2 separate regions of the Homo sapiens genome follow, and region 2 is linked to region 1. The links are chromatin loops, found by intact Hi-C in ENCODE. Cell type or tissue: B cell. All regions are shown on one strand.

What was found. A loop is a pair of places that touch in the nucleus more often than their neighbours do. Peaks named below come from ENCODE experiments on the same cell type or tissue, not always from the same donor. Only the 100,000 strongest peaks of a DNase experiment are listed, where the experiment ranks them.
Region 2: a loop joins it to region 1, with 23 times the contacts of the local background. A loop is called at or near these places in 1 of 110 quality-filtered maps.

What each region holds. Positions count from the first base shown.
Region 1 is chr3:197,595,806-197,603,805 of GRCh38, reverse strand. No RefSeq gene overlaps it. Among named protein-coding and RNA genes, the nearest start is that of BDH1, 44 kb to the right of the region's middle. In B cell, CTCF peaks have their summits at 4,376 and 4,577 (motif pointing left); a DNase peak (open chromatin) is centred at 4,595.
Region 2 is chr3:197,844,130-197,852,129 of GRCh38, reverse strand. LRCH3 (leucine rich repeats and calponin homology domain containing 3) reads right to left here. Exons shown (of 21, transcript NM_001365715.1): 11 at 4,670-4,721; 12 at 4,109-4,258. It overlaps LOC105374310 (a long non-coding RNA gene), which reads left to right. Exons shown (of 3, transcript XR_001741090.2): 1 at 1-918. It also overlaps the pseudogene RPL17P18. Among named protein-coding and RNA genes, the nearest start is that of LRCH3, 57 kb to the right of the region's middle. RefSeq lists an enhancer at 3,868-3,927. In B cell, no CTCF peak of the experiment used is centred here; a DNase peak (open chromatin) is centred at 3,849; H3K4me3 peaks cover 670 bases; H3K27ac peaks cover 3,353 bases.

The sequences.
Region 1 (8,000 bases):
GTGTGGTCAGGCCCAGCTGGCGCGGGGCAGAGAGTGAACTGCTTGAGGAGGAGCATCGCCCCACCTCTGATGATGTGTTGGCCGGCAGGGAACGCAGAACGCTCTGGCACCTTCAACAGACTTGCCCCTTGGGGAGCTCTGGAGACAGCCACAGCAGCGCCCCTGGAGACCCCCGGCTGAAGGGACAGCAGCGAGAGGCCTCCCCACAAGGAGCCTGACAGCGGCTGGACTGAAGACTGTGAGGGAGCTGAGCCACAGTGCATCCAAGCTGCTCCAGGTAGTCCCAGAAACAAGTGGAGGTGGTGGGAGATGCCACGTGGCTGGGCTGAGATCCTGAGTCAGCAGGCAGGTGCAGGGAGACAGAAAATTAAAATGTGACTTTTATGTTGATGTAACCTTCTTTAGAGCCACAGGCTGGGGCTTAGGCACATTTGGTAATAGAAGACATCGCGCTTCCATCCACAAGCAAGGAAAATACACAAAAATACACAAAACTCTCAGGAATATCTTCTATTATTATCTCACACATGAAAAAAGATCTTCGGAGGTTTTAGAAAGTTATCTGAGAGTCCCTCTCCCTCTCCCGCTCCCTCTCCCCACGGTCTCCCTCTCCCTCTCTTTCCATGGTCTCCCTCTGATGCCGAGCCGAAGCTGGACTGTACTGCTGCCATCTCTGCTCACTGCAACCTCCCTGCCTGATTCTCCTGCCTCAGCCTGCCGAGTGCCTGCGATTGCAGGCGTGCGCCGCCACGCCTGACTGGTTTTCGTATTTTTTTTGGTGGAGACGGGGTTTCGCTGTGTTGGCCGGGCTGGTTTCCAGCTCCTAACCGCGAGTGATCTGCCAGCCTCGGCCTCCCGAGGTGCCGGGATTGCAGACGGAGTCTCGTTCACTCAGTGCTCAATGGTGCCCAGGCTGGAGTGCGGTGGCGTGATCTCGGCTCGCTACAACCTCCACCTCCCAGCCGCCTACCTTGGCCGCCCAAAGTGCCGAGATTGCAGCCTCTGCCCGGCCGCCACCCCGTCTGGGAAGTGAGGAGCGTCTCTGCCTGGCCGCCCATCGTCTGGGATGTGAGGAGCCCCTCTGCCCGGCTGCCCAGTCTGGAAAGTGAGGAGCGTCTCTGCCTGGCCACCATCTCATCTAGGAAGTGAGGAGCGTCTCTGCCCGGCCGCCCATCGTCTGAGATGTGCGGAGCGCCTCTGCCCCGCCGCCCCGTCTGGGATGTGAGGAGCGCCTCTTCCCAGCCGCGACCCCGTCTGGGAGGTGAGGAGCGTCTCTGCCCAGCCACCCCATCTGAGAAGTGAGGAGACCCTCCGCCCGGCAGCCACCCCGTCTGGCAAGTGAGGAGCGTCTCCGCCCGGCAGCCACCCCGTCCGGGAGGGAGGTGGGGGTCAGCCCCCTGCCCGGCCAGCCGCCCCGTCCGGGAGGGAGGTGGGGGGTCAGCCCCCCGCCCGGCCAGCCGCCCCGTCCGGAAGGTGAGGGGCGCCTCTGCCTGGCTGCCCCTACTGGGAAGTGAGGAGCCCCTCTGCCCGGCCACCACCCCGTCTGGGAGGTGTACTCAACAGCTCATTGAGAACGGGCCATGATGACAATGGCGGTTTTGTGGAATAGAAATGGGGGAAAGGTGGGGAAAAGATTGAAAAATCGGATGGTTGCCGTGTCTGTGTAGAAAGAGGTAGACATGGGAGACTTTTCATTTTGTTCTGTACTAAGAAAAATTCTTCTGCCTTGGGATCCTGTTGATCTGTGACCTTACCCCCAACCCTGTGCTCTCTGAAACATGTGCTGTGTCCACTCAGGGTTAAATGGATTAAGGGCGGGGCAAGATGTGCTTTGTTAAACAGATGCTTGAAGGCAGCATGCTCGTTAAGAGTCATCACCAATCCCTAATCTCAAGTACCCAGGGACACAAACACTGCGGAAGGCCGCAGGGTCCTCTGCCTAGGAAAATCAGAGACCTTTGTTCACTTGTTTGTCTGCTGACCTTCCCTCCACTATTGTCCTGTGACCCTGCCAAATCCCCCTCTGCGAGAAACACCCAAGAATGATCAATAAAAAAAATAAATAATTAAAAAAAAAAAAAGATCTTCAAGGTCAAGAGGAATCGAACATGAATAACAGACTGTTCTCATGGCTTCACTCCCTTCTGGCAGCATCCAGCTTCTCAAGGGCAGTGAAACACCCAGGAAGGCACTGGCTTGGGAAAACCATTCCTTCCTGAGAAGAAACAAAGAAGAAATACGATCACGCGTACTTTTGGGTAGATACTCAGTACTGCTATGAAAGGTCCTTTTTTCCGGAGTTATTTAAAAAAAAAACAAACAGATGCCTTTTAAGGGTTATTATGTTTCAAAATGTCAACTTGTTAGAGCTAAGGATCCTCCCTGTGTTCCAGAAAAACACGCTTCTCCCAAGAGAGGTGGCCTTGGCTTAATTCCATTCAGCAGTGAGGTTAATTTGGACAATTTGATGGATGAGTAGTTACTAAGCACCCACCGTACCCCGTGAGTCCAGGTTTGTGGGCAATGCTAGGATGAATCAGCCATGGCGCCTGTCCGTGAGAGGCTCTCCTCTAGCTGAAGAGAGAGTGACTTTAGTTCTGTGATGGCACAGACCTAGTACCATAGTGTCTGGATGACTCAGCTCCCGATGACGCTCGGCTTGAAGGGTCTGTTGAGGGAGGACCTCCAGATCACTTTGCATCTGGGAAATGGGTTAGTTACCCTATTTCCTCCCAGTGGGAAGAGGAGGGGCTGCACTCTGCCAGGTACCCTGGGCTTCATGTGGGAGCAACTGCTATCTCTTCCCCTGCTGACGACACAAAGGGCTGTGCTTCGCTTTGGACATGTCGCGCGCTCGTGTGTAACCAGCTGGCTGAGACCCACCATCGGGCCTGGAGGAAGAAAAGCGCAGGGTGCTGCAGGGGAGCAGTTGGCGTCTTTTCTCCACTCCACAGGCCAGGGTCGGAGGGCTCATGGTGGGTGATAGTGCAACCTGCCTCGGCATCTGAGGGATCGCACATGGGGCTCAGAGGCAATGCTCACTTCTCCTGGTTGTTGTTTTTTGTTTGTTTTGACACCCTTGCCTCATTTAAAACTTTTCAGGTGGGGCACGCTGGCTCATACCTGTAACCCCAGCACTTTGGGAGGACAAGGCTGGCAGATTGCTTGAGCTCAGGAGTTCGAGACCAGCCTGGGCAACATGGCAAAACCATATCCTACAAAAATACAAAAATTAGCTGTGGCACACTCCTGTGGTCCCAGCTACTCCCGGGAGGCGGAGGCTGCAGTAAGCCAAGATCACACCACTGTACTCCAGCCTGGGCGACAGGGAAACCCTGTCTCAGAACAACAACAACAAAACTTTTCAGCTCAGGCAGTTTTCTTTTCAACCCCTGCATTTTTTGTTTGTTTGTTTGTTTTTTGCGGAGGAAGGCAAGTATTGTTCCTGTACAAAACAGGCTGCCGGGTGCCGTATGGGAGCGCCGCCTCCAGGTGAGCCATCCTGGGTTCCAGTCCAGCCTCTATTCACTTCAGGTGGGTGTTTTACCTCTAAACCTCAGCATTGCCATCTGCACATAGAACCAGCCTTTCTGGTTTCCAGCTGAAAATAGGTTATGACTAGAAAAGTAAAGAATGTTGAATTGGGCCGGGCGCGGTGGCTCACGCCTGTAATCCCAGCACTTTGGGAGGCCAAGGCGGGCAGATCACCTTAGGTCAGAAGATCCAGACCATCCTAGCTAACACGGTGAAACCCCGTCTCTACTAAAAATACAAAAAATTAGCCGGGCCTGGTGGCGGGCGCCTGTGATCCCAGTTACTCAGGAGGCTGAGGCAGGAGAATGACGTGAACACGGGAGGTGGAGCTTGCAGTGAGCCGAGATCGCACCACCGCACTCCAGCCTGGGAGACAGAGCGAGACTCCGTCTCAAAAAAAAACAAAAAAAAATAGTGTAGAATTGCCTTTTGGAAGTACCCTCCCTTCCTTTTTACACAGACAGCCGGGGCTTGGTGAGGAAAGCTTGCCCAGGAACCCAAGGGAGCGAGAACAACAGACAAGCCAGGCAGCCCCGGCTACGATGGCTCTTACCGGGCACCTGAGCCTTCTTTAGACAGGGTCTCTATTTGCAGAGAATGAGCGGCCAATTACGAATGAATGTGCTTGCCTCTGCATGCATAGCCCCTCACAGTTTACACACACATTAGTCACTCTGCAGGCTGCACAGGCTTCTGTCGCTCCCAGATGTTCATCGCTCCTGGAAACGATTCGGTCTTTCCCAGCCCAGCGCCAGGCAGCTCCTCAGATCCCAAGGCACTTGGCTTCCCCTGGAGCACAGCGTTCTCTCCACGGGGATGGCTGGGCAGGAGAAAGGACTCTGAAGATGGGCCTGTCCCTGCCTCCAGCCCAGCTCTGCTTCCCCTCAGCAACCTTGGGCCTCCGTTGGGGCTGGGTGGGCTCAGCCTCCTCCTCTGCCTTAGAGCAGTGCCTTCCCACGTGGGGCGAGGTCCCCCCGGAGTTGTCATCTGTGATCAGGGCATTTTAAGCAGAAGCTGGAGCTCTCCCTTTGGTGGACTCTTGTCCGATGCTGGAGAAGGGCGACCTCTAGTGTTGGTTCATAGAAGCGGCATAGCGGCTTCTTCCTGCCTCTGAGCCCTGCTGGGACCTGTCTGCAGAGGAGAGGGTCCCGCAGCTAAACTGGCTGTGCCAGGAGAAAGGTGGGGAGGTCAGTACTGTCCTCGGCATGGGGAAAAGCATAGCAGGATGTGAGCAGGCAAACGCTGGGGTGGCATGCTCTGTGAGGGAGCCGACTGCATGGTGACTGACTTTCAGGGTCTCATCATCTTCATCAGCACCACCCCATTTTTTTGAGATGGACAATCACATTTGTTCCAGTCTTCAGTAAAGTGCCTTACAATTCCGGATTAAAGTCCCCCTGACCTTCCCTTCTAAACAGATTTGCCCAACCTAAGCCCCTCCTATAAAGAATTGAACAGCTGGTCGGGCGCGGTGGCTCAGGCCTGTAATCCCAGCACTTTGGGAGGCCAAGGCGGTGGATCATGAGGTCAGGCGTTCAAGACCAGCCTGGCCAACATGGTGAAATCCCATCTGTACTAAATATACAAAGATTAACTGGGTGTGGTAGCTCGCTCCTGTAGTCCCAGCTGCTCAGGAGGCTGAGGCACGAGAATCGCTTGAACCTGGGAGGCGGAGGCTGCAGTAAGCCGAGATCGTGCTATTGCACTCCAGCCTGGGAGAGAGAGTGAGGCTCTGAGCTGCGACTGGCCACAAGACACGATGTCCACAGTACTGAGGAGGCACAGGCTTTGGGAAATAAAGTGGGATAGGGCTGCATGATGGGAGAGGGCTCACCCATTCCCTTCCCACACCCACAAATACGTTCAGAACCTTTGTTGTTGTTTCCTGTGGCTTATCATCTATCTCTACTCTGTGTTATTCTGCTGAGTTTGATGAGACCCAGAACTGCTGCACCAACCAGGTCTAATCGACCGCTATTTGTATATAATTTTTGGCAAACCTGTTTCCAACTACAGGTAGGGTGCCTACCCATCTCGGTTTGCCTGGGACAGTCCTGGCTTATATCTATCACCTGGCACATTTATGAATAGTTTTCTCCCTCTGAAAAGACTCCCATTTCGATGATAAATTACACAATCCCCCTATTCACAGATAGTCTCCCTAAGAAAACTTAGGCATTAGGATTTAGAAGATATGGGAGATAATGCCAGGACTTTGAGATTTAAATGGTTATTATAATCTTGGCATAATTAGCTCCAAGCTTCCTGGCAGTTAAACAAAAGAAAAACATGAAGTGTTAGAAAGTTGATTCTGCCTTATAAAATGACGCATATTACATCTTCTGGAGGGACATATTTATCAGGCACTAACTTTCAGGAGGATTTTTTCATGTAAACTGTTATATAAGGAACACTAAGTAACATAAGGGACTAGGTCCTCCGTGGGGTTTTTGCAGAAGCTTTTATGTGGCCATCTTCTTTATCTTGATGCTCAAAAATGACTGTGCTTTTCCAATTCTCTTTCTCTGTGAAAAGTGGGGAGGCAATAAAAATGATTTCACAGGGATTAACTGAGCTCTTATGGCTCAAAGGCCAAATAAACGATAAACATCAAAACATTATCATTTTCATGCATACCATCTTGTCCAAACCTCTTCCTTTAGTGATAAGAAAGCCAAGGTTCAGAGAGGGAGGAGTGACATGGTTAATCAGTGGCAAAACTGACTGGCCTTAAGAGTCCTGTTTCATTCCGAATGCTAACACAACTTCAAATTGCTGTCACCAAGACACTGTTGAAATTCCGTCAGGCCACCAGTGTGGGGTGGGAAGAGGATACAGAAAAAAAATCCAGAAGCCTGAGTTTTGAACCATAGTGGGCATGGTGGCCCAGATGCAGAGGCTAGAAATTGTTTCCAGTCATCGTCATTAAAAAAAAGTTATTAACGCCAGGCATGGTGCCTCACGCCTGTAATCCCAGCACTTTGGGAGGCCGAGGCAGGCGGATCACCTGAGGTCAGGAGTTTGAGACCAGCGTGGCCAACATGGTGAAACCCCGTCTCTACTACAATTACAAAAAATTAGCTGGGTGTGGTGGCGGGCACCTGTAATCCCAGCTACTTGGGAGGCTGAGGCAGGAGAATCGCTTGAACCCGGGAGGCAGAAGTTGCAGTGAGCGAAGATTGTGCCACTGCACTCCAGCCTAGGCAACAAGAGTGCAACTCCTTCCCAAAAAATAAATAAATAAATAAAATAAATGTTATTAACATGTTTTAGCAAAATAAAATCTTGTGGTGTTTGCTTGGTTGAAAGAATAAGGTATATATATATTTGCAAGTTAAAAAAAGGCAAAGAAAAAAAGGAAAGAAAGAAAAGAAAAGAAGAGGCTGTTCCCAGTCTGGTTTCACGCAGCCTGAGGGCCTCGTTCCAGCAGTGGATTTTCCAGCATTATCGCACGACCTTCTTTTCTGCTTCTTCTCTCCTGGCCAGTGCGTCTCAAAGTGTGGTTCCCAGACCAGCAGCATCACCAGCACCCAGAAACTTTTTAGATATGCAAATTCTCAGGTCCCACTGCAGACCCACTGAATCAGAAACTGGGAGTGATTTTGTTGCACATGGAGGTTTGAGAACCCCTGTTCCAGGCTGTTCTTAGGGTCCTGCTTGGCTTCAGAGAGAAGAGAAGCAAACTCCTGGCACTTCTCCCTGTTGCGGCCCATCCCCTCACGCCAGCCCCTGCCCCTGCCCCTGCCCCTGCCAGGCTGTCCTTTCTAAACTCCTATTACCACTGCTTTTTTACCTGTGGCCATTTGCACCTGGACTTCATTAAAAAGTGAAGTAGCATGACTTTTGTTTAATGGTTTGCCTAGCCAATACCACTTCTGGATAATAAAAACTGCCTTTACCAAGCACTTCATATGTGGCAGGTTCAAAAGCACTTTACCATTGCAATCTGATGGCCCAATTTAGTTTTGTTTTAAAGAAAAAACAGCTATCTCTTCTGCCTCTGATGTCTGTCGCTGATTTCCAATTAGAATAAACTAAAAAAATCCCATTTCTTTTTTTTTTAAGGACAATTAGGTCTCTAGGAAGTCCAGAATGTAGAATTCTGTAGAAAATACTCAGATCAACTGCAATTTCCTTCTACAAAGAGGTTTTCACATTTCCAGATGGGTCTCAGCAGAAATAGTTTGTCTGAGCCCGATAGAATACTGATTCACTTTTCAAAGAATTTTGAAAAATTTTTACGAGTTTTACTTGCTCACCCTACCATTGCAACAGACCAGCGTTGTGGGCACAGAGTTGTCAATGGGGAAAAGAACCCTTGATTCTCCCCTGTGAGGGCTTTTCTTTGGCTAGATATAGACTCTAAAGGAAATGAATGGAATTCTGGCTGTGTGCCCCTCACACTGCCCTCTTCTGCTGCTGTCTTTCTTCCACGAGGGAACTTTCGGGACTACTCAAAGTGCTCT
Region 2 (8,000 bases), 250 kb before region 1:
TAATCTAATAATAACATTATAGCATTGGTGTGGTCCCTGCTTTACAACGTGCTCTACTGTATGTCACTGTGTACACAGTATTTCAGTGATTCTTCTACTGTGTGAGATAAAATATCATCATCATATTCATTTAGAGATGAGAAAATCGAGAAGAGAGGTTATGCGGCACGTGCAAGGTCTCCAAGTTCGTCAGCAGCATAACTGGTTTGGGCCTGCCTTCCGACTGCAAAGCCTGTGTTCTTTCCACAATGCTAGACCCTCATTTGAAACCATCTTTCAGCCTCCAAACCTTGCTTTGGGAGCTTCTTTTTTTTCACCCTCTTCAGTGATTTATTCACCATCTGTGATTTATTCACCATCTCTCTTATAGGTAATTCAGCAAATCCATTTTATTATAGTAATAGGGGATATAGCATCTACCATACTAGTATTAAGCATTAGGTATATCCATAATAATTCTGAGATAGTTAATATTTAATAGTTAAATATCACACACAGGAGGAACCTAACAGCATAAAATGGCTCAGTAGCTTTCTGAAAGTCAAGCGCACGGCAAGTGGCAAAGCTGGATTCAAATGCAGAGATTTCTGAATTTAGGCTCTTGTCACTGCAATACTGCCAACCCTTAGGACCTTTAGAAACCATCTGGTTTTTATGCCTTATTTTGCACCCTAGTCTAACTATTGCAATTTCCTTCTTCATTTTCCTCTTTCTAGTCTTTCTTCCTAACCAGTTCTAACGCAAGTCAATTAGTTTTTCAGAAGTCTCTCTCTTCTCATGTTTTTTCCTGCTTTGAAACTCAAGTGTTCTCTTTTACTTAATAGATCAAGATCCAACACTAATTTGACATTTAATCAAGACTCTCTACAAGTTGACTATCTCTTACTGGCTGTGTGACTTCTACGGAAGGCAAACTGAGTAAGTTAATTTATGCAAAACACATAGAACAGCACTTAAGATTCAGTGTTAACCATTATTACCGAGAGGCAGCATAGACTGTGCTCACAGAATAGGCTTCAGAGCCAACCTGCCTTGTTCTAATCACAGGATTTTAATCCTGCCACTTCCTGAGTATTTAATCTTAGTAAACTGTTATTCTCTCTGAGCGTGTTTCCTTGTTCATAAAAAGAAAAAATGGGCTCTTTCCCTAAGCAGCCTGAGGTAATCTGTGAAAAATGGTTCGCTATTCACTTGACCCGGAGAACCCCACGAAATCATGCAAATCAAGAGGTTCCAATCTTCGTGTTCACTTTAAGAACACTCGTGGAACTGCTCAGGCCACCAAGGGTATGCATATACGAAAAGCCACGAAGTATCTGAAAGATGTCACTTTACAGAAACAGCGTGTACCATTCCGACGTTACAATGATGGAGTTGGCAGGTGTGCGCAGGCCAAGCAGTGGGGCTGGACACAAGGTCGGTGGCCCAGAAAGAGTGCTGAATTTTTGCTGCACGTGCTTAAAAATGCAGAGAGTGATGCTGAACTTAAGGGTTCAGATGTAGATTCTCTGGTCATTGAGCATATCCAAGTGAACAAAGCACCTGAGATGTGCCGCCGGACCTACAGAGCTCATGGTCGGATTAACCCATACATGAGCTCTCCCTGCCACATTGAGATGATCCTTATGGAAAAGGAACAGATTGTTCCTAAACCAGAAGAGGAGGTTGCCCAGAAGAAAAAGATATCCCAGAAGAAACTGAAGAAACAAAAACTTACGGCACGGGAGTAAATTCAGCATTAAAATAAATGTAATTAAAAGGAAAAAAAAAAAAAAAAAGAAAAAATGGTACCTAAAGAGAGTTGGGAGAATTAAATGAGTAAATATATATAATGTACTTAAAATAGTGCCTACTACATAATAAGCATTCAATAAGTTTTAAGTACGATTATCATCATCTCAATAATTCATTTTTCCCATAAGTCTTCAATACAAACTCTCCAGGCCAGCTGGTGTTTCCTGCAAGTGCCATTATTTTAAATCTACAAATCACACAAGGCCATTCCCAGCTCCCATCCTGTTTAGATTTCCTCAGCCTAAAACGAACCCCCCTTTACACCATCATCCAGTCTTTTCTTCCTGGCTAAATCCTACCTACTCACTCTTCAGGGTCCCTATAATTTCTTTTTGAGGTCAATTCTGATGATACTTGTTCTCTAAGTCTTCTACTGTCTTGAATATAAAACTAGCACTTTCATTATAAGCTGCCTTATTTTCTGTTTTATTTGTGTTTATTTCCCTGATAAGGTCTAAGCTGTGCCTGGTGGGCAGGGCTTGTATTTTATGCATCTTTATATTCCTTGTACAACCAGCATTCCATAAAGGTCTATCAAGTCAAATGGACGAACCAAGTTAGGCTTTCAGAAGTCTAGGTTTGCCTCCTGATTAAGAAAACAAATGTACTATAAATGACCACATTGCTTAATCTTCCTAGACCTACAGCTTCCTCATCTGTGAAACCTGAACACCTCCAAATGACCTATTAAGAATAAACCAATAAAGTATTTCCGTTAGTTTCAAGAGAACTATATAAAAAAGTTTGTATGTAGTAACAAATCAAGCAGGGACTTAAGGGAAAGAGAAATGGTTAGACAAATTAGGAGATATAGTATGTATAGTATTAGATGACTTGTGTGAAAATACAATGACAGAGATAAAGGAGGACAAGAGAACATGGCCATTAGTACATTAACAATTCTTATGAGGGTTGAAAAGGCACAAAAAGAAGAAACATCTCAGGGCAGACAAGGTTTTGAGGGAGGGAGGTACCTTTGTGAACTTCTGCTTGTAGGAATATTAATTTTAGTATTTTTGCTATTGGTCAAAAGATTTGCCTACTTTTTTTTTTTTTTTTTTTTTTTTTGAGGTGGAGTCTCACTCTGTCAACCAGGCTGCATGAAGTGCAGTGGTACGATCTCAGCTCACTGCAACCTCCGTTTCCTAGGCTCAGACAATTCCTCCACTTCAGCCTCCTGGTTAGCTGGGATTACAGGCATGCACCACCACGCCCAGCTAATTTTTTTATTTTTACTTGAGACAGGGTTTTGCCATGTTGGCCAGGCTGGTCTCAAACTCCTGACCTCAGGTGATCCACCCACCTTGGCCTCTCAAAGTGCCGGGACTACAGGCGTGAGCCACCACACCCGGCCAGATTTGCCTGCATTTTTATAGAAAACAAGAGACAAGGGAACTTGTTGGATGAAGAGGAATCAGGTGAGAAAGAGAGTTAAACGTCATTGCCAAGGGTCTGGTACATTCAGAAAAAAAGAGTTTATCAGGTAAAACAGTAAAACAGACATACGCATCGTACTTAAAGGAGATGGTCTCTAGTTAAAGTATGAAATACAGGAAAGTCTTTAGTGGACAAGAAAAATTCATTTAATCATTCAACAAATACTTATTGACCATTACTATGAGCTAAGACCTGCTAAGGTCTAGGGACACAGCAGTAAGTAAAACAGACATGGTTCTTACCTTCATGGAGTTTACAGATAAATGAGAGACAGATATTAAGTAAACAAAATTACAAATAATTAATTATGAAGAAAAAATGACGATTTCAGAACAAAAAGATAAGCAATACAGGTAAAATAAAATGACAACATTTCAGGCACTACTATAGAGGCTGCAAAACGTTAAGAAATATTAATGGCGTTGTTAATTGGATGTGTGTGGAGAGCAGAAAGGAACAAATCAAAGTTCCTGCAAAGGATTAAGCCTGTGAGGCTAGCAAACTTTTGTTATTTACAAAAGCGAGGAAGCTGGAGAGAGGTCTGAGTAACAGTTTGCATCTGCACGGGCCTTTTATGGTTCACACAGCACTTTCACTTTCATCTTACTGATCTTTACTATGACACTAGAAATTGAGGAAATGGCAGCTGGATAGTAAAGTGACATGTCCAATGACAGATTTACCGTTAACAAGATAATCACTTGTTCTGTCCTCATGCAGATAGACACAAGTAAAAGAGACACTCTATTTAGTCAAGATTCCTTACAGAGAGAAAAATGGTCGACATTTTAATGGACAATAAAAACCAACGGGCCTGACCAAACAAATAAGCACTTAGCCAGTCAGCAGCTTGAACAGCATCATTCAAACGACTCACTTTGACAAAGTCCAGGACAGCATCTCTCTGGATCTGCTTGGTCCTTATTTTCTCCTCCTCATACTGCAGGGCAGCAAGCTGAGCCTCTCTCCGAGTGCGCTCTACTAACTGCTCCCTTCTCTGATGAAGTTCCAGGTCTGTGTGTGACAGCTGGAACCAAAGCGTTATTGTGCATACAAAAGTAAAAATGAGGATCACGTTACCAATATTCCCTATCAATTTAGGGAACTACTGTTGACCCATGCAACTTTTGCTTTGAAGTCACCTAGCATTGCTTGAAATGTGTTTATTGGCTAATCTTTTCCCGTCTTTGCACGGTTCTTATATGTATTAGGTTGGTGCACCAAACTAATACTATAAAGCCATCATGAAGGTAAAGATTTTCTATCTAGTGTCTAAAAACACTGTTAGCAAGTATCACGTACATATGTTATATTAATCGATTGAGACAGCTAGTAATGCTTAAATATACCTGGCAATTAATGGCAATTTAAGTATTATAAAAGAAAAAAAATCATCTTAGTTTAAAAAGCAAAAATAAACACAACTACTAAACATTACCTGATTGTGACTTGCTGATAGTGACAGGAGGGAAGATGGCTCAGCTGGAACCCTGACCCAAAAAAGAAAAAAGAAAGAAAAAAACTCTTTGATAAAAAGACAAACAGATACATAAAAAACAAATGAAATTTTTATTGTAAATGTAGCTTTCTATTAATCAGTAGCAAACTGCCTAGTTAGCATTGAAGGAGTAGCTGCATTTTGTAAACCTAAGTCCAAGTCATTAAGTGAAACCAGAGGAAAATCTGATGCCTCCAACTCACGTTTCATGTGGTATCAACTGTCTATGTCAGCCAATACCAACAATACAGTTAATTGAGATCACCTTGCAAACAGCATCATTTCTTTATAACACAAATAACTATTATCTTCGTTACCACCATGATTAAAACACGATACATGTAAACTGAGATCCTTTTACATACAGTCATTTTTATCAACTACAGAACCTCGTAACTGTACTTATAAAGCACACCTGCTCTTATTTTCAATCGATGAAGCAATTTTAACACAGAAATAAAGATTCTGGTTTTTTTATTTTTAAGAAAAATACAAAGCCCTTTTTAATGCTTAAAAAAACAAAAAAAAAGTAGTACTTCCTTCTCACTGCTATCAGTGTTAATTCTTATAGTTTACTATTTATCCTTTTCCTGAAACAGATTTCATTGCTCAAGTCTCTGTAACTCATCTTTGTGTCTGAAACTAAAACTGGCAAGATTAGTTACTGTCTGACGTTTAGGACGTGGCCTCCAAAACTATGATGATTAGCCTATCAGGCTGATCTACAGGCACTGAAATCAGTGTGCTAATTAGGGCAACCAAAAAAAACCCATCATCATGGCTCACTGCAGTCTTGACCTCCTGGGCTCCAGCCATCACGCCCAGCTGTCTTTGTTTTTTTTGTTTTTTTTTTTTTAATTTTTCTGTGGCAATGAGGGTCTTATTATGTTGCCCAGGCTGGTCTCAAACTCCTGCCCCTCAAGCCATCCTCCCACCTCAGCCTCCTAAAGTAATTGGATTACAGGCGTGTGAGCCACTGCGCCCAGCCGTTTTTTTTTTGTTTTTTTTTTTTTTTGTGGCCCAAGGTGGAGTGCAATGCCGTGATCATGGCTCACTGCAGATTCGACCTCCTGGCCTCAAGCGATAATATCGCCTCAGCCTTTCGAACAGCTGGCCTACAGGTGTGTGTCAACCAACCCAGGCTTATTTCTGCAGTTTTTGTAGAGACCGGGTTTTGCTAGGTTAACCCAGGTCGCTCTCAAACTCCTGAGCTTTCAAGTGATCCACCCACCGAGGCCTCCGAGTGCTGGGATTACGGGTGTGGGCCACCACGCCACGCCCTGATTACACATTTAGAGTAACAGGAATTAACTGCAACTTTCTCCCTAGATTACTAATTTCACTGTTAAAATTTCCCATAGCTTTTAGCGGCCATCTGTAGATGAACTGAAACAAAACATAGAAAGGACCAAATAAACCAACTCAAGTGTGTTTATGTGCCCTAACCTGAACACTAAACTTTAAAAATGCTTTTCAATTTTTGTTTTGTTTTGTTTTGAGACAGAGTCTTGCCCTGTCACCCAGGCTGGAGTGCAGTGGCACGATCTCGCTCACCACAACCTCCACCTCCCAGGTTCAAGAGATTCTTCTGCGTCAGCCTCCTGAGTAGCTGGGATTACAGGCATGCGCCACCACACTCGGCTAATTTTTGTATTTTTAGTAGAGACGGGGTTTCACCATGCTGGCCAGGCTGGTCTTGAACTCCTGACCTCAGGTGATCCACTCACCTCAGCCTCCCAAAGTGCTGGGATTACAGGTGTGAGCCACCATGCCCAGCCGCTTTTCAATTTTTTAATACACACTTTCTTTCTACTTTCTTAAGCACTTTCTAGTGCTTAAGAAATATTGCTTGAATGAATGACAGTAGCACCCTCCCCCGAAAAAGCATGGAATACTGAGACATAAAAAACAAAAATGCAGATAACATGTATGTATCTCCTTTAAATCTTCTTTCTACCTATGTTTCTTTCTTTCTTTCTTTTTTTTTTTTTTTTGACAGAGTCTCATCTCACTCTGTTGTCCAGGCTTGAATGCAGTGGTGCGATCTCAGCTGAGACCTCCACCTCCCAGAGTTAAGCAATCCTACCTCAGCTTCCCAAGCAGCTGGAACTACAGGTGTGCACCACCATGCCTGGCTAATTTTCATCTATTTTTGGTAGAGATGGGGTTTCGCCATGTTGCCCAGGCTGGTCTTGAACTCCTGGGCTCAAGCAAACCACCCACCTTAGCCTCTCAAAGTGCTGGGATTACAAGTACATAGATTCATTTACCCTCTTTTTACAATACTTCTCTAAAAAGCCAGTCAAACCCATTGTTTCCACTTTATCTCATTACTGTATTTTGCACCCAATCCAATCTGCGTCCCGTCCTTTCAGTTTCACTAAAACTTTCTTTCACCTCACAAGTCTGTCAATGATCTTGACATCCCCAAATCCAATAGCTATTTCTTAGTCCTCCCCTTATTAAACCTATCAGCAGGGCCGGGTGCAGTGGCTCCCGCCTGTAATCCCAGCACTTCTTTGGGAGGCCGAGGCGGGCGGATCACAAAGTCAGGAGATAAGAGGCCATCCTGGTCAACATGGTGAAACTCCGTCTCTACTAAAAAAATACGAAAAACTGGCCAGGTGTGGTGGTGCGCGCCTGTAGTCCCAGCTACTCAGAAGGCTGAGGCAGGGGAATCGCTTGAACCTGGGAGGTGGAGGTTGCAGTGAGTCAAGATCGCGCCACTGCACTCCAGCCTGGCGACAGAGTGAGGCTCCATCTGGGAAAAAAAAAAACAAAAAACCTATGAGCAGTAAGTGATGTTATTCATTCCTCTCTATACTTCTTCAAACACTGTTTTCAAGGCTAGGCACAGTGGCTCATGCTTTTAATCCCAGCATTTTGGGAGGCCAAGGCGGGAGGATCTTGAGTCCAGGAGATCAAGGCTGCTTATGAGCTATGATGACACCACTGCACTCCAGCCTGGGTGACAGAGACGTGTCTCAAAAAAACAAAAACAACAACCATTCTCATTTAGCCTCTAGGACACCACCCTCTTTCTCCTATCCCCATGACCACCCCACTCAGTTTGTTTTTCTGGTTGTTCAAGCCCTAATTCTTGCCACCTTACTCCAAACTCATAAATCTAACTGCTTACTTGATAATTCCACTTGGATGTCTTGTAGGTACCTGAAATAGAACATAACCACAGCAGAACTCTCATCTCACATCCCAGATTTGTCCTGCTTTACTCAGACTCCTGGGTGTTTCTTGAATACACCAAAAGCAT